2 separate regions of the Homo sapiens genome follow, and region 1 is linked to region 2. Evidence: chromatin loops called from intact Hi-C (ENCODE). Cell type or tissue: heart right ventricle. All regions are shown on one strand.

Region 1 (8,000 bases), 450 kb after region 2:
GGGATTACAGTTGTGGGGCCCAGAATAACTAAATTTTACAGGTGTATTTGCCTGAATAGTTTCACAGTTGTTGTAATACTACTACTCATACAGAGAGCAATAATAATTATCATTTATATTGGTACTTTACTTCTTAAAGCATGCTTTCAAACTTTTATTTCTCTAAGAACTTACAGCTGTGAAAAGGAGGGAAAGAGTTTGAAAATGTTGTCATCTTCATTTTCCAGCTGGATAACAGATTCCAAAGGGTTCTAAAGTTGAGTAATCACATAGTCAATAAATGGCAGTCCCAAGATTCAAATACAATTCTCCAAATTCTGTGGTGTTTTCAATTTACATTATTCTCTCTTTCTTTCACATCCTCTATGAGAGGTCTTATGATGAACATTTTATAAGTAAGATAGTAGAAAGCTTTTGCCTGTAGTATTCAAACTTTACTGTGTGGCGTAAGTAAGGAAACATCGCCCCGGCATGGTGGTTCACGCCTGTAATCCCAGCACTTTGGGAGGCCAAGGCGGGCGGATCACTTGAGGCCAGGAGTTGAAGACCAACCTGGCCAACATGGTAAAACCCTGTGTCTACTAAAAATACATAAATTAGCTGGGCATGGTGGCACACACCTGTAATCCCACCTACTTGGGAGGCTGAGGCAGGAGAATTGCTTGAACCTGGGAGGCAAAGGTTGCAGTGAGCTGAGATCGTGCCACTGCACCCAGCCTGGGCAACAGAGTGAGACTTTGTCTCAAAAAAAACAAACATGTAAGGTGTTCTGTCCAGGCAGCACGTTATCTTTCTGATTTGCTAGTGTGGTTGGGGATTAGGGAATGGAGAGAATGATAAATGAACAGTAAGTAATCTTCACAATTGTATATTTATGCTGCGAAGGAATGAATAGCTGCTTGAATGTACTAGCTGTTGTTAATATATAGGAGCCTTGTTATTGCATGCATGGTTTATTTTTCTATTATAGAAACAAACAAGTGGAAACTGTCATTTGCTTAGTGAAAAGGCTGATTAATGGCAACCAGTAAGTGAATGTGTTAATCTGCTATAGACTTTTTTTGTTTGTTTTGGTCACAGGGTTAGAAAATGAAATTTTATATGTCATTGATATCCTTGCCATTAAAGCCAGGTATTATTGACCATTTCACCATTGTATCAAATTGCTTTCTCATAGTACTGAATTGTATGAAAGTTGGTGGTATAAATGTCTTGAAATTCATCTCTAACCTTTTTGAAATGGACATTCTTATCCGCCAAATGCAGTGGTTAAATGGATAAAACTGTTTATCTTGAAATTTTTATTGGCTCTAATGATTTTCTGAATTTCCCTGAAATGATTGGTATATCCAGTGATTGACAGTGACCAGTTTCCAAATCTTTTTTTTTTTTTTTTTTTTTTTGAGATGGAGTCTCACTCTGTCTCCCAGGCTGGAGCGCAGTGGCGCAACCTCAGCTTACTGCAACCTCCTCCTCCCAGGTTCAAGCGATTCTCCCACTTCAGCCTTCTAAGTAGCTGGGATTACAGGCATGCGCCACCACGCTTGACTAATTTTTGTATTTTTTTTAGTAGAGACAGGGTTTCACCATGTTGGCCAGGCTGGTCTTGAACTCCTACCTCAAGTGATTGGCCTGCCTTGGCCTCCCAAAGTGCTGGGATTACAGGCGTGAGCCACTGCACCCGGCCCACTTTCCATATCTTTAACTCTGTGTTATTCATTCACTTAGCAGATGTTTAATGAGTGCCTACTAAATGTCAGGCACTGTTATCAATTGTTGCCCTTACATTGTCCATACAGGTTGAGCATCCCACATGTGAATATCCAAAATCCCAAATGCTCCAAAATCCACAAAACTTTATGAGCCTTTTTCATTACATGATGCTGGAAGGGAATGCTCATTGGAGCATTTTGAATTTCAGATGTTGGATTTTAGGATTTGGGATGCTCAACTATAACTAATTGTGCAGATTTTCTAAAATATGAAAAAAATTTGAAGTCCAAAACAGTTCTAGTCCCAATCATTTTGGATAAGAGATACTCAGCCTGCATTTCTGATGGATTCTATGTGCATGTATTTTTAGTTAGGAGTAAGATAAAGATGAAATACCCTGCTTTCTTCTTTTCTAAAAAGGATGTTTTCGTTCCTTGTGACCTTTTAACTCTATCTTTGCTTTTCCTCAGAGGCAGCCCCAACTGAATCAGATCAAATGTCAGAAGTGGAAGCCCTATCTGTGGAACTCAAGCATTACATTCAGGAGGATAACTGGCGGTTTGAGCAGGAAGTAGAGGAGTGGGAAGAAGAGCAGTCTTGCAAAATCCCTCAAATGGAGTCCTCCACCAACTCCTCATCACAGGACTACTCTACATCACAAGGTATCTGAGAAGGCATTTATGCCAGTGATCCAGTAACATCTCATGCTGTACTCCCCTAGCCAGCCCTATACCCTTCAGCTGGCTAGGTGATGCCACAGTCTTCACAGTATATTTCATATACAGTTGGTATGCCAGGTACAACCTGATGGAATGAATTGTGGCATTAGAATGTGATTTCTGATGAACAGAAGCAGTATCAGAAAGACTAACTACCTGTGACCTTCACTGTGTATATAGTTTTGCTTATTTCCCAGGTTATGGGAGAAACTATGATAGGGTTAATAGGTAGACTTTATGAAAACCATTCTCCAAAGGTGATCTTCCTAAAAGATGCTTGTTTGTAGAAAGTTTTCTTAATGGATAGAAATATGACAAAGTTGGGAGTGCATTAAATTTTACAGAATCATCTGTGGGTTCAAAGTTTACAGACTTTATCAATAGAGTTCTTGCTGAAGTAGCCATTTCTTATAGTTATTAATTTCTAGGGAAAATCTGCATAGGCTTTTGTAAAAAGCTGTGTTAACAGGGTTGTATATTAAACTGTATACATTCTGCTTGCTTTTTATCTGAGTGTTCTAGACTATTTATCATTAGATGCTAAGACCTTTGTTCAATTCTTTATCAGAGCCTTCAGTAGCCTCTTCTCATGGGGTTCGCTGCTTGTCGTCTGAGCATGCTGTGATTGTAAAGGAGCAAACTGCCCAGGCTATTGCAAACACAGCCCGTGCCTATGAGAAGAGCGGTGTAGAAGCGGCACTGAGTGAGGTGAGAATGACTGGGAAGCCCAAGTTCAGGAGAGCCGGGCTTTCAGCAGCGATGGCCAGTTTTCTCACATTTCTATTATTCTGTGTCTCTGCTGCCTTTAACCAACCCCTATTTATTTCTCCTGTTTTTTCTTACTCTTTCTCCCCACTCTGCTGCCACAGCTTAAAGAAGCTGAACCCAAGAAGCCCATGCCCCAGGAAACAAACCTTGCAGAGCAGTCAGAACAGCCCCCAAAGGCTAATGATGCAGAGTCTACTGCCCAGCCTAATTCTGAGGTCTCTGAAGTCGAGATTCCCAGTGTGGGAAGGATTCTGGTTAGATCTGATGCAGATGGATATGATGAGGAGGTACAGAGATGAGTGCAGGATATAGTTGTTTGTTGTCAGTCTTATATTTCCTTCTCTTGTGACTATATTAAGGTATCTGCCAATAGCTGATATTTTCTCGTTGCAAAAAATGATTGTCAAGAAAGCCTATTTGGTTTTGACCTTAGTTACCATTATTTAAAAGATAGCCATGTTTCTATTGTATAGCGCTCCCAGCATATGTATATCTACCCAGGCTTATACTTAATGGGGCCACTGCAGAGTCTAGATGGCTCAGAAAAGTAAAATTAAGTTCCCTTTTTGGTATTATGGACAAAAGATTGCCTTCTAATTTAAAATAGGGAATCTTTTTTTTGGATATTAGTCCATTGTTTTACCTCCAGATATAAATTTTTCAGTTGTCCAGTGAGCTAAACAAATGTGGATTGAAGTTATTTTTAATTGTAAAGGAATTCTATAGGAAGAAGCTATAGAACCCCAAGTTGTTTGTTGTCTGTCTCCTCTTCAGTTGCACTGCACATAAACAATAATGAATTCTGTCTCTCTCAGATTTCTGTTTTTTTTCTGTGGGGTATTTAAAAAAAAAAATCATTGACAAGGCTGGGCACGGAGGTTTACGCCTATAATCCCAGCCCTTTGGGAGGCCAAGGCGGGTGGATCACCTCGGGTCGGGAGTTCAAGACCAGCCTGGCCAACATGGTGAAACCCCTGTCTCTACTAAAAATACAAAAATTAGCTGGGCATGGTGGCATACACCTATAATCCCAGCTACTTGGGAGGCTGAGGCAGGAGAACCGCTTGAACCCGGGAGGCGGAGGTTGCAGTGAGCTGAGATCACGCCATTGCACTCCAGCCTGGGCGACAGAGCGAGACTCTGTCTCCCAAAAAAAAAAAAAGTCCTTGAAAAGTTTTTACTTTATGGAGTCATATTTGTATAGTCGCTAGTTTCCAGACTATTTTAAATGTACTGTTTATCCTAGTAAAACTCTAAAGTATTTGTGTGTTTAAGATATACACCCAAAGTACAGAACTAAATTGGAATTCTGACCTTAGACACTTCCCCTCTGAGAACTATAATTTAACTTAATTCTTCAGCAGTGCCATATTGGGAGATATTTTTAGGCATACATCTTTCTTTATCCTACTGAATTAGAACATAGAGCGTAGGAATAGCTTGTCTTGGGCAGGGTGTTGACATTATATAGAAGGACAGAGGCAGTGGGTGCACATAGGAATGGGTGTGTGAAACTCAGCTTGCAATACATGCTGGCCAAAGAGCACACTGCTCTGCTGCCCTTTAGCACTCTGTTCAGCCTGCTTTCATACAGTCTTCTGCTGAACCTTTCTTCTCTCCTTTCTCTCTGTGTTTTGTGCCCCCTTGTGGTAGGTGATGCTGAGCCCTGCCATGCAAGGGGTCATCCTGGCCATAGCTAAAGCCCGTCAGACCTTTGACCGAGATGGGTCTGAAGCAGGGCTGATTAAGGTATCTCTGTTTTTAAAATTCTAATTCTTACAATATAGGCATCATAATATTGGGGAAATAATTCTATAAGAAGGGAAAAAATGGGGTTAAGGCTGGGTGTGGTGGTGTGTGCATGTAGTCCCAGCTACTCAGGAAGCTGAAGTAGAGGCTCACTTGAGCTCAGGAGTTGGAGGCTGAAATGTACTGTGATTGCACCACTGCACTCCAGCCTGGGCAACATAATGAGATCCCATCTCTTTAAAAATAAAAAGGACTGGGCACAGTGGCTCACACCTGTAATTTAGCACTTTGGGAGGCCCAGGAGGGAGGCTTGCTTGAAGCCAGGAGTTCAAAACCAGCCGGGTCAACATAGTGAGACCCCCATCTCTACTAAGGAATTTTTTTTTTTTTTAATTAGCTGGGCATGGTAGCACATACCTGTAGTCCCAGCTAATTTGGAGGCTGAGGCAGGAGGATCACTTGAGCCCAGGTGTTCAAGGTTGCAGTGAACCATGATTGTGCCACTGCATTCCAGTCTGGGTGACAGAGTGAGACCCTGTCTCCAAAAAATAAAAAAAAAGTCTTCTGTGAAGTGAAATATGAGACTTCCTTTCCTGTCCAACTGATGAACAAGCTGTTCACTTCTCTTCTCTTGACCCTAACCCAGCCTTGGCTAGCAGTAACATTCTCTGTGACACCTAGCCTAGAGGGCTTTTCATTGTTGTTGTTAGGAGTTGTCTGTTAGTAACACTGAGTTAGATTGTGCCTTTGTAATTTTGAGGCCATAACAAAGTAGGCTGTGTTTTTAAAAATACTTGAGTAAAATTGCATTTGTATAGATTCTTTAAGTTTAAGTCATTGACACACAAGGATCTGCCTTTTATAACAATTAAAACTAAATATTTGTTTTTCTGAGAACTTTATGAGAAAACTGAATTTCTTAAGAGTACAGTAGGCTGGGCGCAGTGGCTCATGCCTGTAATCCCAGCACTTTGGGAGGCCAAAGTGGGTGGATTGCTTGAGCTCAGGAGTTTGAGACCAGCCTGGGCAACATGGCGAAACCCAATCTCTATCAAAAATACAAAAATTAACTGGGCATGGTGGTATATGCCTGTAGTCCCAGCTACTTGGGAGGCTGAGGTGGGAGGATCACCTGAGCCCAGGAGTTCAGGGCTGCAGTGAGCTGTGATCATGTCACTGAACTCCAGCCTGGGTGACAAAGTGATACTCTGTCTCAAAAAAAAAAAAAAGTACAGTATGTTTTTGGTGCCAGAATGCTAAAAGAGTTTCATCCCTTATGAAATGCAAGAAACTTAAAAATTCCATAGTTGTTTTTGTAATTCGATATGAATTTTTTAGAAGTCTTTTTAGAGTCAAGAGACTGCCTAGCTCCTAGGCATCAATTTCTGTGTGCAGAAGCCCACAGCACACTATTTTCTAACCATTGATTCTGCCCTTAATAGGCATTCCATGAAGAATACTCCAGGCTCTATCAGCTTGCCAAAGAGACCCCCACCTCTCACAGTGATCCTCGACTTCAGCATGTCCTTGTCTACTTTTTCCAAAATGAAGCACCCAAAAGGGTAGTAGAACGAACCCTTCTGGAACAGTTTGCAGATAAAAATCTTAGCTATGATGAAAGGTGAGAAGAGAATATTCAGGTGAATCCCTTGGTCTGGGTTGGGCTAGATGGACTCCTCTGTTGGGGAAGTTTTGCCCTGTGCCTTTTCATTGCTTTCTGAACTTTGTCCCACACAGATCAATCAGCATTATGAAGGTGGCTCAAGCGAAACTGAAGGAAATTGGTCCAGATGACATGAATATGGAAGAGTACAAGGTAAAGTGTTTTCTTTAAGTCTATAGAGCAAAAACATTAATTCCTGAGGTAAATGGTACCTGAGGCAAAATAAACAATTTTGTGCTATTACAAACTGACTTGTTCTTCCACTTTCCCCTCAAAATCCTGGTAAAGAATGGATAAATGATATTTTCTTGCCCTCAGAATAGCAGGTCTCTTTATTTTCATTCTTCATTTAGAGTGAGTCAACATTTCACTTCCCTTAAATACCTATTTTAGCCTTGTCCTAGGCAGTAAAATTCTTGAAATCATGCTTTTGGTTTGTTTTAAATGATAAAGTTTTAAAAATACGCATTAAAATACATAGCTACACATGTTTTCAATTGCATCCCATGTAAAACAATGTTATGTACCACCCAAGGTGTATTCACCACACTTACTGAACTTGAACTTGCTCTGTATGACTAGAAATGTCCGTGTCCTTCCATATTTTCAATATCTGGATGGTTTTACCAGTCCTAAAGAGGTCATTCACTTAAGCTAGAGCTGAATATCTTTTACATAGCTGTTAGAAATTAGGATAAAATCCGAAGCTCGTAGGAAATAAGTACTTCTGTTACTCAAGTGAAAGGAACAGAACATTGAAAATTAAGGTCAGTGGTAGACTTTTATTTTAAATGTTGAGTAGGTTTTTATCTGAAAGCTTTTGTTTGTTATTTTTGTGGCTAGCCAGATGTGCTCAGTAAATATTTGTAATGAATTTAAAACTTAGATGGGAAGGACACTAACAATCTATTATGATCATGATTATTAATAATCGTCATTCTTTTTCAGAAGTGGCATGAAGATTATAGTTTGTTCCGAAAAGTGTCTGTGTATCTCCTAACAGGCCTAGAACTCTATCAAAAAGGAAAGTATGTTGGCCTTTTATTTTACCAAGATTATTAGTCAGGATGCTGTTCTCTGTAGATGCCTACCTGGGAATACTAAGAGTCACAGCCATGCATAACCTCCCTTGTCACATACACTAGTGTGCCTCTTCTCTTGCAGTGCTTTGGTTTTGCTCTAAACATCACACATGGTTTTTCATCCTTCAAATGATTAGATGTATTAGCTGCGAGATAATATTGTGCCAGGCTGTCTTTGTGATCAATGAAGATGAACTCAGAAAATGAATTTTTGAGTTGACATAGACCCTAGTGAGCATTTCTTGTTTTAGAGATGGGAAAACCTGAGGCCTAGGGAAGTTTCATATTTGCTTTGGATGGCTAGGC
Region 2 (8,000 bases):
TTGTGAAATATATATTTGGTCTTCGTCCCTGTCTCTTGGCGCACAACTCCTAAAATCCTTGAAATCTTCAAAGTGATTTTATGTTAAAAAGTGCCTTTTCATATGCGAATGAGTTTACTGAGGGGTTGGCAGCCCATAGGCAGCTTCAGGATGGGGGCTGGTTGCTGGAAAGACCAAGGCAGAATTAGAGGGTTGGGACTTTCAACCCTACCCTGCAACATCCAGGGAAGGGAGAGGGGCTGAAGGTTGAGTTGATTTCCAATGGCCAGTAACTTAATCAATCATGCCTATATAATGAAGCTTCCATAAAAACCCAAAAGGACAGGGTTCAGAGAGCTTCCAGACTGCCACATCCCTGGAAGTTCCTGGAGAGTGGCACACCCAGGGAGGGTATGGAAGTGCCAAGCCCCTTCCCATACTTTGCCCTATGCATCTCTTCAACTGTATCCTTTGTAATATCTTTTATAGTAAATAGGTAAATGTAGATGTTTCCCTAAGTTCAGTGAACCACTCTAGCAAATTAATCAAACCCAATGAGGAGGTTGTGGGAACCCTGATATATAGCTGGTCATCAGAAGCACGGATCAAACAACCTGGAGCTTGTGATTGGCATTGGAAGTGGGAGGCGCTTTTGTGGGACTGAACCCTTAACCTGTGGGATCTGATGCTATCTCCAGGTAGGTAGTGTTGGAATGGAATTGAGTTAGAGAGCACCCAGCTGGTGTCAGCTACTGGAGGAGTGCTTGCTTGGTGTGTGGGGAGAAGCCCCCTACATTAGGTGTCAGAAGCTGCATGTGACTATGTTGTGAGAGGGTGGCAGGAAGAAACTGAGTTTGTTAATCCTATATTTTCAGATCAGCAAAGAAGCCATTGCATTTTGCATGGTGGAACCACTAGTGAACTTGAAAAGACAATTTTAAAGGAATAACAGAGATAAAACTCAAATTGGAAATTGTTGTAAGAAAAAGGAAGGAAGACAGTGTCTGCAGACAGCTCTCTAGAATTTTGCTCTTCCAAGGAAGAGAGAAATATGGGTGGAAGCTAAAGGGGGATGTGGGCTCAAGGAAAGGTTTGCTAAAATGGGAGGTGTTCTATGCTGATGTGAATAATTAGGAAGAGAGGGGGAAATGGATGTAGCAAACAGAAGACAAGCACAGGAGCAAAGGGCTTGGAAAGACTGAGAGGATATGATCCAGAGCCCAAGAGGAGGAGCTGACTTTTAATAAGAGGATGGACACATAGTCCATTAGAAACAGGAAGCCCACGTCACTCTGGGTCTCACTTTATCAGGCTTGTCAGTGGCAGGGATTAAAGACAGGCCCTGTCTCCTGAAGGCAGGCAGAGAACCAGGCAGGAAGGCATGATATGGGAGCCATGCTGCTGCCTGTGAACCAGATGATCTAATGTTATGCTGTTCTTGGTGTAACCAAAATGGAGGTTCAGTTGCTTGCCACTTGTAGAGTTCAACTAACAAGAGGTCTGGTATAAAGACACTGACTTTATTCCAAAGTTTAGCTTAGGGGAGGAAGTCCAGGCTTCTGCCTTTAAGGCTAGCACTTCACTTTTGGGGCAGAAATTCGGGACTTTTAAAGGGGGACTTAATTTGAACGGCATACAGGGGAGGGAGCGAGCAGGTGTGGGGTCTACGTGGTTTGTGCGTTATCTGCCAGGTGGTTGAGCTGGTGCCATCGTGGGCAGAGCTAGGTTATAAAGTGGCCATGATTTTGAGATACTCTTCAGGTGGGAAAGAGTTTTGTAATGGGCACCCTTCAGGTTGTAAATAATTGACTGCTGTCTCTCGACGCAAGCTCCTGGTAGGAGAGAGCTCAGCTCTGGAGCTGCTAAGTAAGCACACAGTCAGATAAGCTTGCCCAGAAGGGAGTGTCTGGTGAAGGGAAGGTAAAGGTTATAATCATTTCTAAAGAGCTAAGTAGGAAGCAGGGAATAGGAGAAAAGAGAAAAGAGAAAATAATCATAACTGTAAAAATTAACTTTTTTTCTCTTAGAAACAGGGGGGGTACTCAGTTTCATTGGTGCTTGTTTTCTTTTGCCATCCTTGAGACTTCAGAGAAATCTAATTTAAATATCCCAGGCTGGTCTCAGCTGTGCCAGAGAATTCAGGAAAAGCATTCAGCTGGTGTCAGCTGTGGAGAATTCAGGAAAAGGTCAAGTACCCATGCTTGGGATGGGGGTGAAGGAGGAATGGTAATCGACAGATTTCTGAGAGTAAGGTGAGTATTCCTCAAGTTGAGCTGGTGAGGGCCAGTGTCCCCACCTCCCCTGCCATTTGTGACTCCCTCCTTCCCAAATGGAGAGTTATTAGGGAAGATCTTTCCCTTACCTTGTCCATTGGACGAGCCGTCCTGATGCACTTCCTCTTTCCCTCCAGCTCGTGTCACTAGAAGCTCACTCTATGCTGAAGACCACACTGGTCGGCGTGGAGGGGAAAACAAAGTGAAATGCTGCTGCTTTAAAAAGTGCTGACAGGTGATAGGGAGCCAGGGGTATGTGTTTTTCTGAGGATCTTTATAGTTGGCTCTATAGTAGAGTCCTAGAGTCCTAGAATCCTAGAAGTTTCGTGTTGGAGGGGTTTTCCAAACCATTTAGTTGCATCCATTTGAGATGGCTGGAAGCGCACAGAGGCAAGGAGAGTGAAAAGATGACCTGTCCTAAGATCACTTCCAGTCAAATCATCTGTAGGCCAAGTGCAGGGGTTGGCTGGTGAACTGGTTCTGAGAGCTGAAAGTGGGGTGTGGAGGGTTTAGGACAGGCACCAGTCTCACTCACTGCATTAAAAGGGCAGTTCGACAAAAAACCAAACACCGCATGTTCTCACTTATAAGTGGGAGCTGAACAATGAGAACACATGGACACGTGGAGGGGAACAACACACACCGGGGCCTGTGTTGGGTTGGGGGTGAAAGGGAGAGCATGAGGAAGAATAGCTAAGGAATGCTGGGCTTAGTAACTAGGTGATGGGATGATCTGTGCCGCAAACCACCAAGGCGCATGTTTGCCTATGGAACAAACCTGCACATCCGGCACATGTACCCCTGAACTTAAAAGCTGAAGATAAAAAATAAAAATAAAATTTAAAAAGGGCAGTTGGATTTAAAGGCAGGAGCTGACTTCAGCGACCCTCCATTATGGGTTTTCTAGGCTTTCGGAAGGTTCAGGACCTCAGGAAGTAAGAGTTTGTCCCATTGCCCTGTAGCCTTTTACTGTCACGTCCCAGGGTCTCAGTGACCCAGCCCTAGGGGCACTCTGGGCTCCTTCTGCAAACCCTTCGAGGCCTGCCTGCTTCTTTCCCAGTCACAAAGCTTCCGAGAAGCTGAATTCCATCTGAGGTTGATCTTCCCTCAGTGCAAGATGAGGCCTCGCGTATCCCTGGGGTTAGGGCTGACTGACAGCAGCTTCCCACTCAGCTTTTTAGGGATGGGAGGAGTTGGATTTGATATGGCCAGTTGGTGGATGGGAGAAGAAAAGTCAAGAAAGAACTATTGACTTAGGAAGACTTCTGGAAAGGCCCAGCGGAACACCGTCCCCCAACCCCGAGTAGTTTAAAGCGTTTCTTCTCTGGCACAAATCTGAACCACATTCCCTCCTTACTCAGCCCTACCCTGACCTGGGATAGCAGGGGACCCAAAGGAACCAAGGCAGCTTTTTGTTTGTTTGTTTGTTTGTTTGTTTTGAGATGGAGTTTCGCTCTTGTCGCCCAGGCTGGAATGCAATGGCGCCATCTCGGCTCACCGCAACCTCCATCTCCCGGGTTCAAGCGATTCTCCTGCCTCAGCCTCCCGAGTAGCTGGGATTACAGGCATGCACCACCACACCCGGCTAATTTATTTTTATTTTTAGTAGAGATGGGGTTTCTCCATGTTGGCCAGGCTGGTCTCAAACTCCCGACTTCAGGTGATCCACCCGCCTCGGCCTCCCAAAGTGCTGGGATTACAGGCGTGAGCCACCGCGCCCGGCCCCAAGGCAGCTTTTAAGGGGATGTGCAACCCCAGTTGCTTTCCAGGCGGCCTTAGCAGCAGAAGCACCTGCAGTCAGTGCCCACTAGGTGGAGACAGAGTCCCGGAGATGCCGGCAGCAGCCTCACTACTCCAGAATCCCAGGCTCCTGGGTCCCTGGCTCCGTGGGCTCCTGTTCTGGAAATAAATGTCTAGGACCCCAGCTCCCCTTCCAGACCAGCCAGAGCCTGTCCCCATTGATAACTCACGTTTATAGCATCGTGGTGTTTAGAAAGCTGATTCACGTCGTTACTCTAGTTGGCTTCACAATTGTCCTGAGGATGGGTGGGCTAGGTATTTGCTGACCCCAGTCTTAGGGTTGAGGAAGTGAGGCCTTCGGGAGCCTTTGAGATACAGTGAAGGTCACGCGGTGCACAGCAGAGCTGGCCTCAAACCCAGGTCCCCTCGACTGAATCCCAGATTCTGCCAAATCTCAGCTGCCCCTCTTCCTCTAGGGTGCACCGCACGGCAGCCACCAAGCTATTTGGCATCAGAGTAGAGCCTGGGTGCTTGGTTCCGTGGGTCCGTATGCTGCACCCTGATGGGGCCCATCTGGTCTTCAGAGAGCTGCTGTGCCCCAAGGCCAGGGCCCAGCTCTGCCTCAGGGGATTTGAGGGCACTCAGAGATGCAGGCAAGGACAGTGTTTATGAGCACCTCTGTACCCCAGAATGGGAGAACCAGCAGGGCTTGACCACACCGGAGCCCGGAGCGGGCCTCCTCTCCCCAGACATCCCTGGATGTGTGAGTGCTGGAGGGAAGTGGGGATTGGCATCGAAGGTCTGACTTAGACCTGCTTGGTAAAGGCTGAGAATGAAGGAAAGGCTGTATTCCCAAAGTTGCCAGCAAATTCTGGACAAGCAGGTGAATGAGGCAGAAAAGCTGAGAGCAAAAAAGCAGTTTCAGTTCCACATAGGGAAGGGCTTCCTTTCTCGTGGCAAGGGGTAGAAGTTATGGGAACACACAACAGAAATTGTCAAAGCTGGCTGGGTGGGGACAAGTGGGGCGGCCATCTCCGCGATGGACAGCATGCCTGAGATACCACCTACCAGCTATGGAGCCACAGCCTCAGTTTACCCATCTGTAAAATGAGGCCAGCGCTCAGCGTCTCATCCCACAAGTGAAGGCTGAAAGGCAGCATTCTGAGTGTGCTGTGAATAGCAGACCCCTCTGCTTGGTGAGCTGTTGTGTGTTGTATGTTCCCACTCTGTCATAGAGTCAGAATAAGAGGAGCCCCATCGGGTCCCAGAGTAGGTATGGATGAAGTCAGTGATTTCTCATGTTGTCTGGCCCTGGAGATTCAGTCAGGGTGGTGGGTAAGGGGGCCTTGTGCCAGGCTGCATCTCTCCACCCTGCCTCCCTGGGAAGACATGAGGGAACGGGTGCAGCCAGCCGGTGTACAGTTGGGAGCGGCTGAACGCAGCGTGGCTTTGCTATTAATGTAGTCAGTAAATAAATAAAGGAGGGCTTAAGCTTAGTGTACAGCAATCAGTTTAGAACTACAGGGTAATTAGCGCTGCAGGGGGCTGCAGGGCGGCAGAGTCAGGTTTAAATGAGCGAGTTCACTTTCACTGAGGCACCCCCTGGGTGCAGAAAACGCAGCCTGGAGAGGAGCCTGCCCTCCTGCCAGCCCACGAGTGGAAGTGGGGATGGCGGCGGGGCTGGGCCTGAAACCACACAGAGAGCTGGGGGATGGACCTGCCCCCATGGGCCAAGGACCAGGTGTCTACATATGCAACCCCCCAGCCCCTCTCCTGCCCCGCATCCTGCCCAGCAACACCCAGGCAGCTCCCAACTATGAAGCACCACTGCCCTGTTGCCTCCTGCTCCTTCCTCTGGCATGCGGCAGACACGGGTCAGGTGGTCTATGAATCGACATGAGCACAGGTGTGGGGATGCAGGAGCTCCCCCCCCCCCACTGGGCCTCTGCGTGTGTGTACACGTGTCCTGGGGAGGTGCCCGAGCGGGCATGTGATGTTCCTCCTTCCCTGCTCTCACGTGCCCCTGACAACTGCAACATGAGCCCTGGAGTGCTAATTACCTCTCTGTTTCCCTCCTTCTCCCTCTCTTTCTTTCATCTATTTATACAACAAAGATTTACCGGGTGCCTATCATGTGCCAGGCAGCATGAAGCTCTGGAAACACAAAGATAGATAACACACAATTCCTGACCTCAAGGAACTGACAGTCTGGTAATGGTGACAGTTAAGGAAACAGGTGACTAAATGGTACTATAGAGACTCTATGCCTAATTTAGCTTCAGGGGTCCAGGGAAGGCTTCCTGAGAGAAGGTTTGAGCTGAAAAGTGAAAAAGGAGAAGTTGAGAGAGCCAGACAGAAGGGGTGTGTGTGTTTGCGTAGCTCTCAGAAGAGGAAACAGCACACGCACAGGCCCACAGGGGAATGGAGCTCGGTGTGGCCCAGAACACCCGTGGTCCCATCGGCTGGAGCAGAGTAGGGGTTGGCCGAGGGGCTCAAGAGTGATCTTAAGACGAAGTTGGGTGCTGAGCAGGGGCTCTGTCACTCAGGGTGTCTTGGAACTTTGTTAAGGAGTTTGAATTCCATCCTCAGAGTACTGAGGAGTCACCAGGGACTCTCATCTAGGGAGCGACATGATGCTATTTGCATTTTTGGAAAATCGCTCTGGGCAGCAAGCAAAGCAGAGGATGGAAGTGACAGAGGGTCTGGGCTGAAGCAGGGCACTGAGGCCAGTCATCTTCAGATCCCCAATCCCCTCCCTTCCTGGTGCCAGGGGCGTGAGGGGCTCCCACATGGGAAGGCCTGGCCGTGCTGAGTGGAGGGAGGCGGCCTTGGCCTTGGCTTCCCTTATGCCTCTTCTCACGGGCTGCAACTTGCCTGAGTCTTCAGCAAACCTCTGCTGGCGCCGGGCCTCAGCTCTCCACTTTGGTCAGGAGAGGAGTTCCTCAGAGCGACTGGGAGGAGAGCTGCTAAGGCTGAAATGACCCAAACGCCTCCTTGAACCCAGCCAGGACTACAGGGCATGCGGGGAGCTCCCGCTTAAGGTCCCTGGAGAACACCCTGCAGCCCCACGGCGGCATCCTCCCAGCCCCTGCCTCGGTGCCTGTCCCCTCTTCTGACCCCAGCAATGTGCCCTCCTGGTGAGTGTGTTCTGGAGGAGGCTGCCCACAATTGCCAGGGTTGGGGCAGAGGGCAGTGGCAGCCGGGGCTGGCAGGGGGCGGCAGTGGGGCCGCCTGCCCCAGGCAGGGAGGAGAGGGGTTGAGTCAGGCCACGGAGGGAGCATTCTCAGGCTGGCCTGGCCAGGGCCCCTTTCTCTCCATGAGATCATATCTGGGTCAAAGAGCATGTAAAGCTGGCAGAGCTGGCGGTCACACAAAGCCCATTCAGCCCAGCCCCTATTCACTCACCTCCTCTCCCCCAGCGCCCGCGCCGCCGCGACCCCAGCACAGCGCCTAAGCCCCAGCTTTGATGTCCAAGAACAGAAAACGGCGATTAAATGTTGTTTTAAAGAGGGAGTGCTCACTGCCCTCCCATCTGTCAAGAGAAAGCTGAGGCCTGAGGGAGGGGAGGGGAGCTGGGGGAGGGGCGAGGAGGCTGTGTGTGTGTGTCTGTGTGTGTGTGTCGGGGAGTTGGAGTAGAGTGTGGGGGTGAGGAAATAGGCAGGGGCCCAAGAAAAGCCAGGATCAGGACGGCTTGGGGGAATGGTGGCAACTGCTCAAAATCAAAACACAGAATTTGGTTAAGGACTGGTTTCCCAGATGAGAAATATGTGGAGAGGGAAAATAAGGTGGGACAGAGAAACAAAAGCAAAAAGAAAGGAGAAAAGACCACAGATGAGGAAGAGAGGGGAGGAGTGGAAAGGAGAGAAAAAAGATTGGGAGAGAGGAAAAAGATGAGGGGCAGGAGGGGTCAAGAAAGCACAGCAGACGGCAAAGAGGGAGAGGAGAAAGCAAAGACAGAGAAGCAACTTCTAGGGGCTGGAGGCCCCCAGGCTGCACCTGTTCCTCCTC

Evidence for each region. A loop is a pair of places that touch in the nucleus more often than their neighbours do. Peaks named below come from ENCODE experiments on the same cell type or tissue, not always from the same donor. Only the 100,000 strongest peaks of a DNase experiment are listed, where the experiment ranks them.
Region 1: it touches region 2 in a loop (5-fold over the local background); 27 of 110 quality-filtered maps call a loop at or near these places.

The regions. Positions count from the first base shown.
Region 1 is chr11:113,803,438-113,811,437 of GRCh38, reverse strand. USP28 (ubiquitin specific peptidase 28) reads left to right here. Exons shown (of 26, transcript NM_001346252.4): 17 at 2,184-2,375; 18 at 3,001-3,140; 19 at 3,302-3,487; 20 at 4,854-4,949; 21 at 6,392-6,570; 22 at 6,687-6,765; 23 at 7,561-7,640. Among named protein-coding and RNA genes, the nearest start is that of CLDN25, 28 kb to the right of the region's middle. RefSeq lists a silencer at 4,753-4,802. In heart right ventricle, a CTCF peak has its summit at 4,849 (motif pointing left); no DNase peak of the experiment used is centred here.
Region 2 is chr11:114,257,276-114,265,275 of GRCh38, reverse strand. It overlaps a transcript of NNMT not described here. Among named protein-coding and RNA genes, the nearest start is that of NNMT, 35 kb to the left of the region's middle. RefSeq lists an enhancer at 7,133-7,661. In heart right ventricle, CTCF peaks have their summits at 2,383, 3,845, 4,058 (motif pointing right) and 7,184; DNase peaks (open chromatin) are centred at 4,055, 6,865, 7,405, 7,575 and 2 weaker places; H3K4me3 peaks cover 1,243 bases; H3K27ac peaks cover 3,484 bases.